Linked DNA regions of Mus musculus: region 1 is linked to region 2. Evidence: chromatin loops called from intact Hi-C (ENCODE). Cell type or tissue: heart. All regions are shown on one strand. Links, peaks and the distances in the headings refer to the core of each region. The heading gives the core; the rest is flanking DNA.

Region 1 (5,326 bases), core at 1-5,000, 60 kb after region 2:
TTCTTTCTCCTCCAAGGCAACCTCTGCAGCTTCTTCCCCCTAAAATCTCTCTGAGGACTCTCTCTTTCCTTCTTCTACGGAGGCCGCTCAGTAAATGTTTGGTGATTACTCTTGCCTTTCTCCTCCTGTGGCCTCCCTGCTTGGCTGGTCCCGGGACTCCTCCAACCTTCTGTTTTTCCACAGGGACCTTCTCCGAATTGGAGTCACTCTGGCAGGACACCAGAAGAAAATCTTGGCCAGTGTGCAGCATATGAAGTCCCAAGCTAAGCCAGGAGCCCCTGGTGGGACAGGGGGACCAGCCCAGCAGTTCTGACCTCCAAGGACTCACCACCGTGGCAGATTCTTCTTTCCGGGGGGCAGAGTTGGGTGGGGACTCACAAGATGAGCCCCTCCCCCTCGTCACAGCCTTCCCATTGGATTGCACTTTGAACAGAGGGGGTCAGAGACCCAGGATTTGGGGAACCGTGCCATATGGGATCATACATGTGCCCTCCAGGCGGGGAACCCCAAACTCAGAGTGAGTCTTTCCCTCAAGACTGGGCAAAGAAACATCCCTACGTCTCTAACCTCCCATCTTCCCAGAGGGCTCTCTCCCCAAGCGCCTTCCACCTCAACGGGCATGTCCCTGCAGACCAAAGAGAAAGGGTGACCAGCCTGCCAACTTGGGAGTGGAAAATGCCGTCCCAGGAGGCAGGAAGGGGCTGTCAGGACCCGGTGATGTAATCATTGGGTTTTGATGTCCTGACTTGCTGTCACCACCAAAGGCAATCATTTTTCCCTTGTAAATGCCCCTCCCCTCATCTGCCTTCATATTGAAGGTTCTGAAGTTTTACTGTTTTTTATTTTGTTAATTTTTTCCTCCTTCCCCCCTCCCTCCCCTTCTTGTCCAGATTTTGTGTGTTAAAGGGCACCTGGTTCCACTATCTCCTGTTGGGAACAAGGACCCATCGATATGTTCTAGAACAGTGCCTTGGAAATGCCACAGCCTTAGACAGTTCCTTCTTCCTTTCCTCCCCCCAAGTGCCCCCAAGCTGTGTTGTGTGGAGGGAAGGGGGGTGATGTTGTAAAAGGGACAGGAGGTTGGTGGTGGTCAACAGAGGCAGACAACGGTGCTTGGAAGGGGGTTCTTAAATTATATTTAAAAAGAAACTTTTTTTTTTTTATAAATAAAAAAAAAAGGGGGATATGTCTCAGTCCAGAGGGTGACTGGGAGCTGGGGTTGACCAGATTTCTGAGACTAGGGGACCCCTAGGAGTGTGGATTTGGAGGGTCAGGTCAGGTGGTTGGGATTATGGTGTGAGGAGGGGCTGGGTGTTGGTTCTCAGCCCCAAGGTGTTTTGTTTGGGTTGGTGGGAGGTGAGTCACTGGCAGCTGGTGCTAACTGCTCCAGCTGCCCCTGCCAAGAGCCTCCGGCACCTCCGGGGTGGGGCAGACACCTTCTGCCCCTCCTCTGTCTCCTTAGCTCTGGCAGGGGGTTGTATAAGAGAAGCCAAGCGTGTAGCCCATAGTCCTGCCCTAGAACTGCTTTAAAAGGATAAGGGGGCACGGGTGACTGTGGGTGGGGGGTCCCAGTTAGGTGCCCACAAACTTAGGCTGGATGTCCATAGCTGGGGTTGGTTTGGTGGTAATGGGAGAGCCAGCATTGGCTGTGAGGGGAGGGGAAGATGGGGAGTGGCTGAAAGGGGGCCCTCACATCTGTGTACTTATGCCAGGTAGCTCTCAGGACAATTCCCCCATTCAAGATGCTGCCCAGGCAGGTTTTCCTGGCCTCCTGGGAAGGGGAGGGGGAGCCGCTCCAATGAGTCTGCTGCTAACTTCTCCCAGACAAGGAAAAGGAGGATAGGGTCCATACTCCATTCCAGCCTCTCCACTTCCCCCACTGTTTTCTCGGCCCCCTCTCTGCTCCTGGGTATGCCTTCCCATTGGGACACCTGTAAGGGCCAGTTAGTGCAGGCTAGCCTGATTGAGCTGCAGTGGATGTGAGGGGTGCAGAACCTCACACACTGGCCCCAAGGCAGTGTTGCTATCATTTCCCCTGCACGAATGTGTGTGTGTGCGCACGCGAATGTGCATGCTCATGCATGAACATTAAGTGAGAAAGACTGATTCTCTGCAGGTCCTCTCATTCCCCTAAAACTGGCCATGTGGGCTAGCCTGGTCAGCCACATGGCCTAGGAATTGTTTCTTCCCTCCACAGTTCTAGAAGGGTAAGCCCATACTACCATTCCCACCGGCCCCTCCTCTGCTGCAAACAGCGGAGCTTCGAGCTTGCTTGCTGACTGAACTAGCTGCCAGAACCCATACCCCTTCTTGTATTTTGTAAACCAGGGCTTGCTAATAACCCAGGCCAGCCTTGGTACTCACTATCCTCCTGCCTCAGCCTCTGGAATTCTGGGATTATGGCATGAATCACACTAAGTCCTTTGTCTCCTCTCCCTGGGTGACATTTAATATCTCTGGAGGGTGGGAGGGGCTCATTACTACCAGGAAGGGGAGTGTCCCAGGGGACACTAATCCAGCCAACTGCCTTTCGCTGCCAAACAGACATCCTGGCTAGATACAGTGACCTCCACAGAGAGCTGCTACGGGAAAGAAAGATGAAGGTCACAGCATCCAAGCAGTACAAAGATGGAGGCCAGGGGGAGAAATGGGGCTCTAGGCAGGAGGTTAACCTGCTGAGGGGCACTGTGCCTTCTGTCCTAGTGAGGGAAACCAGGGTCCTGCAGAGCATGTCCCACCCCTGTCCTGGGCCCTTTCCATAATATTGAGTTTGGCTGACTTCAGGAAAGGTCTCCAAAGGTATAGTTGTCACACAGATTAATAATATCTCCCTGGCCTGTGTCCTCCCTGCCTCAAAGCACTCTGGCCAAGTCTTGGTTTCTTGAGGTCTTCACAGTCTGATCCATTATACACCTTGGCCTCCTTTGGCTGAACCAGGTGGTCACTTCTACCTGGTTGTCAGAATGGCTCCTAAAGCCAGTAACTCCACCCTCGGTTCCCATAGCAACCTCCTGAAGGGCTCTTTGAAGGAACGAAGAATGAGGGATAGATACCCTCTGGAAAAATCCCAACCGGAAACAGGAAACCCAGAATGCCCTTGCTTCCCCCTAGTGGAGGAATTCAGGCTAAGCCCTCTCAGAGCTCAGGGAGCTCCAGGTCAGCAAACTGAGGCCACCTTAAAAAATAACTTGGAGGCGGGTACTGGTGGCGCACGCCTTTAATCCCAGCACTTGGGAGGCAGAGGCAGGCGGATTTCTGAGTTTGAACTCTACAAAATGAGTTCCAGGACAGCCAGGACTACACAGAGAAACCCTGTCTCCGGGGGGGGGGGGGGAACCTTGGGGTAGGGGCATAGCAGTGACATGTCAGCAGGTCCAAGTGCTTGCTGCCAAAAGTGACATAAGCTTGGTCCCTAAGCCCCGCATGGTAAAGAAACACTGGCTCCTGCTTGCTGTCTTCTGACCTCTACGTATGTGTGTGAGCATTAGTAAATGTAAAAGAAAGCCCACTGGGGTGCTGGAGAGATGGCTCTCTTGGTAAAGTGTTCATCACATTAATGAGGACCAGAACCCATGTAAATGGCCCGATGTAGTGATGCACAGCACAAGGACAGTGGAGGAGATATGGGAGGGAGAGACGGTTTCCATGGAAACTGGCTGACCCGCCAGCCTAGCTCCTTGTCAAAGTCTAGTGGGAGACCGGGCAGTGGTGGCACTGGCACACGCCTTTAATCCCAGCACTTGGGAGGCAGAGGCAGAGGCAGGCGGATTTCTGAGTTCGAGGCCAGCCTGGTCTACAGAGTGAGTTCCAGGACAGCCAGGGCTACAACAGAGAAACCCTGTCTCGAGGAAAAAAAAAAAAAAAAAAAAAAAAAAGGCGGAAAGGACCTGAGGAATGGTGGCAGAGGCTGTCCTCTGGCCACTACATCAAGAGTGCGCACAGTGAAGCGTGTGCCTGCGAGATGACAGTTCCCTCCGAGTGGGTTCGTCCTGTCTTGGAGAGCCACATCCTGCTGCTGCTCTCCCAGAGGACCTGAGTTTGGTTGCCGGCTTACAACTGCCAGTCACTCCAGTTCCCAGGAGTCCAGCGTTCTCTTCTGGCGTCTGTGGCCATGTGCACACAGATGGCAGACACCCTCTCTTATAGACAGACACATAAAGTAAGTGGAACAAAAGTATGATTCAGAATGCCCTTAAGGGAAGCTCCCTAAGGCCCAGGAAGTAAACGATTCAGTCCTAAAACCGACAGAACGAATGCCCTGAGCCTCTCCTTCCCAATCGTATATGAACAGCAAGGACTGCCGAGACCACTCTCAGACCAGCCGAGACACCCCTCACCTCCCCCCCCCCCCCCGCCAACCCGGCAAGCTGCCTGCAGGCTGTGCAGCGAGCACGAGCACCAGGGCTCCAGCATTCAGGCCATCACAGCTACCTTGGGGTCACTTCCCGGCTGTTCGTAGCCACTCCCCTACATTCCTGCAAGCGATCCCAGAACTCTGGACCGCAGGGGTGGCACTACTCTGCTTCATCCTTGGTTCCCTGTCTGGGGGAGCATATGTGTTCATGACTTTGCAGGATGGTGTCACGTCTGTACACATGATGTACACACATGAACACATATGTCTACACGCACACACGTTATGTTTTTTCAAACGGGTAAAGGAGATGCCCAACAGGAGCTGGAGAATCGGCTCAGCAGACGGCAGTGTCTGAACCCTGGGATCTTCCCCTAGCACCCATGGGGTGTAGACATGTAGACCTGTAATTTCAACAGGCAGAGGTAGGAGGATCAGGAGTTCAGAGTCATTCCCGGCTACGTAATAACTTGTCTTAAAAAAGGATGTGCAGAGGAACAGTCTTTCCTGTCTTGAGGGGTATATAGCTCATCTTCCTTCCAGAACCTTCCCTCCCTGCCTCTTCTGTCTTCCATTGCTGGTGCCCTACCAGAGATGATTTCGATGCGTGACATTCTCCTTCCTGAAACCTGAGGTTCTCTCCCTGGGACATTGCCTCCACAGCACTCAGCCTTCAGGGATCCACACACATCTGTCTCCCTTTTCTCTTTCTCTTTAGGTCCCAGACTAGCTGTCTCCACCACAATCAGGGAGAAATTCATATCTAAAAACATTAAGCCTGGGTCTATCAAGGTATCTTGGTGAAGAAGGCATCTGCTGTGAAGCCCAATGACCTGAGTTCAATCCCCACGTCCCACAAAGGAAAGGAAGTGACTCACACAAACTGTCTTCTCAGGACACGCAAGTGGCAGGCGCGTGCCCATCCCCCCACAATAACAATCACAAAACAAAAAGTATTTTAAAAAATAAAAT
Region 2 (5,364 bases), core at 82-5,081:
ATGACTGCGACCCCCGTCCAGATCAGCCAACATGCTGGTGAGCGAATCTATCTCAGCATCCAGACTGCCAGGGCGGATGATCCCCCTGTCTGGAGGGAGCCCCTGAGACAGAGGGAAAGGAGGAAGAACAAATGCTGATGACACCCCCGACCTAGACTTCTTTCACCTTGACCCTGAGAGACCCTACCCTCATCTCCACTTCTCACCTGCAGGCGCTGGGGTGTTCCATGGGATCCCACCCAAGTAGGCCCCCGATCTTCCGGTACCCCCGGAGGCTGATAACAGTGTTCAGGCGGGAGGGGGCAAAAGTTGACCCTGGGGTGAGGCTGGAGTGCTAAAGGGAGAGACAGGAGGTGGGACTGGAGAAGGGTACCTCGGTAGAGCTGCCCTTCTAAGGGTGGCTCTCCTTCTTCACATTCCCGGGAGTCTGGGAATCAACCAAGAGTCAGGGAAAGTTGCACAAGAGCTGGGGCCTCTGGTTTGGGAAAGGGACAGCAGGAAGCAGGCAGGCAAGGGAGAAAAGGTGAAGGAAGGTGGCCAGCGGCTCTTCTGCTACTCCGGCGTGTGTGAGAGAGGAACACTTACTTGCTCCGTGGGCCGTTGGCGGGCCCAGGGCGCCTCTGGGCAGCGATCTCCCCTGAGGGAGTCTGGAGGGTTCTGGCTGCTTCGGGGGAAGCCAGGTGGGCCCGGACATGGTCTGGAATAGGGTTACTCCACTCCAGACAGAGGTCAGGGTCCCCACAAGCTCAGAGCCTGGAGCTCGGAGCCTTGGGCCCTTTCCCTCCCTTACTGTCCCACGCCCCGTTTGGGACTCCCGCAAAGAAACTTTTTCTGGCTTTTTTTCCTCCCTTCCTCCCCAATTTTGGAGACGACCACGCCCCCTGACGTCACCACATTCCAGGGGAGGGTCACGTGGCCCCAAGCCTTATTCTACAATCCTTCCCCTCTCTGGCCCCCTCCTGTTAAGAGAAGACCGCCCTCCTCCGGAGCCAAGCTGCAGGGTGGGCTGCAGGCCGCTCTGAGAGGCTCTGGCCCAGCAATTCTCTCGGATCCCTGCCCCAGTCTTGCACGTGGCAGCCTCTCGGCCCAGGCTCTGAACGCATCTGTCTCCACCCCCTCACGGTTCTCTCCCTTCCCACCCGGCTGCCTCTCACCTACCCACCAGCAGTGCTCCACCAGCCCATAGTGTTTCGGTCTTTTATTTATGGTCAGTAGTTAGAAAAATAAAACAAAACACAAACATCACCACCCAAGGAAGTCGGGGAGAGGGAGGCGGTGCGTCTGTGGCCAGGATGGGGACACTGAGGTAGCCTAGAGTCACAGAAGAGGCCAGCCCCTCTGGTCAAGGCACCAGTGAAGGAAGCGGAGGAAGACCAGGGACAGGGCCGCAATGTCCTCCCCTACAATGGGGCAGCCACCTAGAATTAGTGTACTATGTCCGTTCCCCCGCCCAAAGGAGACCATGGTCCCCTTAACACATCATCCAAAGGGCAGGGCCCACTTGGGGCGGGGGGAGGGGCGTCCATTGCTCAGAATGAGCCTGGGCCCGCTCTATCCAACCCTGTATGAACAGGCATCAGAGATCAGTGCAGGTTACCGGAGTGACCCCGTGAATAAGAAGGGTGGGACCCAGATCACGGCTCAGGGTCTCCAGCAGTGCCAGGTATCTGGGGTAGCGAGCAGGATCAGCAGGCGGTCGAGGCAGGTACAGGAAGGTAAGGGCTGTGGTGGGTCCCTCCTCCCCATCCCTTCCTTCGGGTCCCCCAGGGCCTCCTACGGTGCCTCGCCCCTGCTGTGCTCGCACCAGGGCATTGGCACTGCAAGCTAGAGCCTCAGCCTCTTCGTCTCCTCGACCACCATTCACAAAGTCCCCTTCCTCCTCCTCAGGCTCGCCAGTCTCTGCCCCTTCACCCCACACCACCTCTTGCACCTCTGCCCGGATCCTGAGTTGACTCAACAGGGCCCGAAGCCTTCCCTCTGCTGCCCCAGGAGCCTCCCTGGGCCCCAAGCACAGGAAGATCCGGAGCCGGGCACTGTGCCAGGCAGGCACCATGCTTAAGATGGTAGCCATCTGCAACAGAAAAAGGCCACAGACGTCCACGTAGCCAGGTCCACCCCGGGGCCTCAGCAGGTTTAAGGGCCACACGTCCACATGATGTAGCTGAGCGCTGCTACTGGACCCCCGGCTTAGCCGCTCCGGGGGCAAAGCCCCACATGCTCGTGCGAGAACCACATTCTTGTTCATCTTGAGAGCATCTGCCACCGTGGCCACGTAGTCTTGGGGACTGAGAGCCCTGGGGCTCCCAGGAGCCCGAGGTGGAGGGAACAGCGTGCTCAGGGCTGGCGACCCGCCCTCTCTGGTGCCCTCTGCAGGTTCAGAGAAGGCTGGGTCTGTTAGAAAATGGTCCTGGGGTGGGGCATCGTCGTAAAAACCCAGCACCAATGTGTTGGGCTTCATGCCGCCTAGGAGCAGAGAAGGGAGGCAGGAAGGAACAGAAATCAGACTGAGGACTGAGTTTACACCACATAAAACGCGCCCACTCACACTTAGGTCAGCCATGAGGTATGGTATCCTCCTTGGCCGAAGCCCTTACAGCAAACATCAGACACAGGTTTGCACAATGATTTGGCTTTGGCTAAACACTTTCACAGGCATTTATTTGACTATCTCTAGGACTCATCTCTTCCACTTTAAATAGGTAAAGTTCCCTTTAGGATGTTTTTCCCTTGTGAGGAGAGATGCTGGAGATTAAAGCTAGTGCTACGAGATCGATCAAGAAGATTAAGAACAGCTATATTCCAAGCCCCATCGTAGATTTCCTTTAGGGTTGGGGGGGTGTCTGTCTGTCTGTCTGTTGGCTTGCTTGTTTTCTTGCTTTATCGTTCTAAGGCAGGGTTTCATGATGTAGCTCTGACTGGGCTGCAACTCACTGTGTAGAACCAGCTAAGCACAAACTCATGGAAATCGACTTGCCTCTCTCTTCTGAGCTCTGGGATTTAAGGCACTCACTCACTCAAGGTTTTTGGTTTTCCAGACAAGGTCCCAGGCATCCTGGGCTTTCTTTGAACTCTGAGTGGCAGAAGATAACCTTGAACTTCTGATCTTCCTACATCCTCCTCCTAAGTGCTGGGATTTGTGGAGTGCTGAGAGGAACCTTAGGGACCTAAGTGCTCTACTGTACTGGCTGGTTTTGTATGTCAACTTGACACAAGCTGGAGTTTTCCCAGAGAAAGGAGTCTCAACTGAGAAAATGCCTCCATGGGATCCAGCTGTAAGACATTTTCTCAACTAGTGATCAAGTGGGGAGGTCCCCTTGTGGATGGTGCCATCCCTGGGCTGGTAGTCTTGGTTCTATAAGAGCAGGCTGAGCAAGCCAGGGGAAGCAAGCCAGTAAAGAACATCCCTCCATGGCTTCTGCATCAGCTCCTGCTTCCTGACCTGCTTGAGTTCCAGTCCTGACTTCCTTTACTGATGAACAGCAATGTAGACGTGTAAGCTGAATAAACCCTTTCCTCCCCAACTTGCTTCTTGGTCATGATGTTTGTGCAGGAATGGAAACCCTGACAAAGACATCTACCAATGAGCTACAGCCCCAGATCTGGGTTCTTTTAGTGCTAGGGTTGGCTGTTATCAACCTCAGGCCCTAAGCAGCTCATCTTTTTCATGTTAGGAGAAGCCATTTCAACCAGGCATGATGGCTCCAGCCCATAATCCCAGCAACCAAGAGGCTGAGGCAGGAGGATTGCTCTTAGTTTGATGCCAGCCTAGACTACAGAGCTAGACCCTGTCTCAACCAGAAAACAAGCAAGCAAAACCCCAGAGATTCAAGTTAGCCTCTACTGAGGAAAAGAGACTTCTGTAGCCCAGGCTGGCTCTGAACTTGCAGCCCTCTCTGCCTCAGCCTCCTGAGTAGCTGGGATTACAGCCTGCATCACCAGGCTTGAGTGAAATAAAAGCAGAGAGCCTGGCCATTCAAGTTCATGATGTCAATCTCCAGGGAAGACCTCCCAGGCCCCTAAAGGGAGGCCAGGACGATCTATCTCTAGTCTTTGCAGCTTCCTTCAAAGCTCCAGGGACAGCAGTCTGCAGGCTGGTACCCAGAGGAGGCAGAAAGTGTCTGTTGTTTATCAGAGGCCACATCCTAGAGAAAGCGTTCATTTACCTCATTTGAACCCTGTGGTAACGCTATGAGATAAGTACTATTCAGTCTGCCCCTTTTAGAGATAAGGAACCAGCCTCAGGCCCCACGCAATGAAGTCACTGGCCTCAGGCCTGAGAGGGCTTGGGCACGAAGCTGAATATGTCTGCCCACATGAGAGGCCGTACGTTCGGTCTCCAACCTTCCTAGCTAGGCTTGGAGCAAGCACAATGACTCAAGGCTGTCCAAGAAGTCCCAGTGGTGTAGTAGATAAAGCAAGGGCCTCTCACATCCCCGACCATAATCGCTGGAGATTTACTTTTTTTACTTTAAAAAAAATTTTTTTTATGAGACCAGATTTTCATTATGTTGCCCAGGCTGGACCGCAACCCACCAAGCTACTGCCTCAGAAACTTCATTTTCAGGATATGGCAGCTCATGCCTATAATCCCAGCACTCAACCAGCTAAGGCAGGGGCATCATGAGTTCAAAGTCAGCCTAGACAATTTAGTGACACCCCATTTAAAAGAAAAAAAAAACTTCTAATTGTTTTTTTCCCTTCTTTTTTGAAACAAGGTCTCACTGAGAATCCCTGGCTGGCCTATATCTCCCAAGTGTTGGGGTTAAAAGTGTATGCCTTGATACCTGGCCTCTACCTTCATCATCACCATCACCATCACCATCACCATCATCATCTTGTGTTGTGCATGAAAGGGGGGTATGGATGCCAAGGTATTCATGTGCAGGTTAAAGGACAATTTTATGGGGTCAGTTCTCTCCTATCTTTATGTGGGTACCAAAAATGCCAGCCCTCTACCTTATTTTTTGAGTCAGGGTCTTACAGAATCTGGCGTTCATTGCCTGGCTGGCCCTAAGAGCCTTCTTGCCAATGCTGGAATTAGATGTGCCCAGAGGTGCCCGGCTTTGACATGGTGCTGGGGACCCGAACACAACTCCTACTTACACAGCAACAGCTGTACCTGGTATGCCACGCCCCCAGGCACACCTTTTCCTTTCCAGTGCAGCCATCTCCCTCACCCTCAGGGTATGTCTCACTAGTATAGGGACCCCTTTGTAGAAGAAAAGCTAAGGCCCTCAGGTGCCCTAGAGGTAAATGGTAGTTATATCACAAACCTCTTAGCAGAAGCTGACTGCAAGCCCAACTAATTGTCCACCACTTTGCACCAAGCAGTTCAAAGTTCAATGCTGTTGACCTTTGGCCTGA

Evidence for each region. Hi-C counts contacts between places; a loop is a spot of excess contacts. Peaks named below come from ENCODE experiments on the same cell type or tissue, not always from the same donor. Only the 100,000 strongest peaks of a DNase experiment are listed, where the experiment ranks them.
Region 1: a loop joins it to region 2, with 2.1 times the contacts of the local background. A loop is called at or near these places in 1 of 42 quality-filtered maps.

What each region holds. Positions count from the first base shown.
Region 1 is chr5:137,373,329-137,378,654 of GRCm38, forward strand. Ephb4 (Eph receptor B4) reads left to right here. Exons shown (of 17, transcript NM_010144.6): 17 at 184-1,194. The coding sequence ends at 313. It overlaps Zan (zonadhesin), which reads right to left. Exons shown (of 88, transcript NM_011741.2): 88 at 5,309-5,326. Among named protein-coding and RNA genes, the nearest start is that of Ephb4, 26 kb to the left of the region's middle. In heart, for the core only: CTCF peaks have their summits at 3,116 (motif pointing left) and 4,095; DNase peaks (open chromatin) are centred at 423, 2,513, 3,053, 4,053 and 2 weaker places; H3K4me3 peaks cover 692 bases.
Region 2 is chr5:137,313,375-137,318,738 of GRCm38, forward strand. It overlaps Trip6 (thyroid hormone receptor interactor 6), which reads right to left and starts at 867. Exons shown (of 9, transcript NM_011639.3): 1 at 586-867; 2 at 207-334; 3 at 1-102. The coding sequence starts at 694. Slc12a9 (solute carrier family 12 (potassium/chloride transporters), member 9) reads right to left here. Exons shown (of 14, transcript NM_031406.3): 14 at 1,184-2,463. The coding sequence ends at 1,577. In heart, for the core only: CTCF peaks have their summits at 994 and 2,367 (motif pointing left); DNase peaks (open chromatin) are centred at 187, 937, 1,707 and 2,107; H3K4me3 peaks cover 2,517 bases; H3K27ac peaks cover 2,349 bases.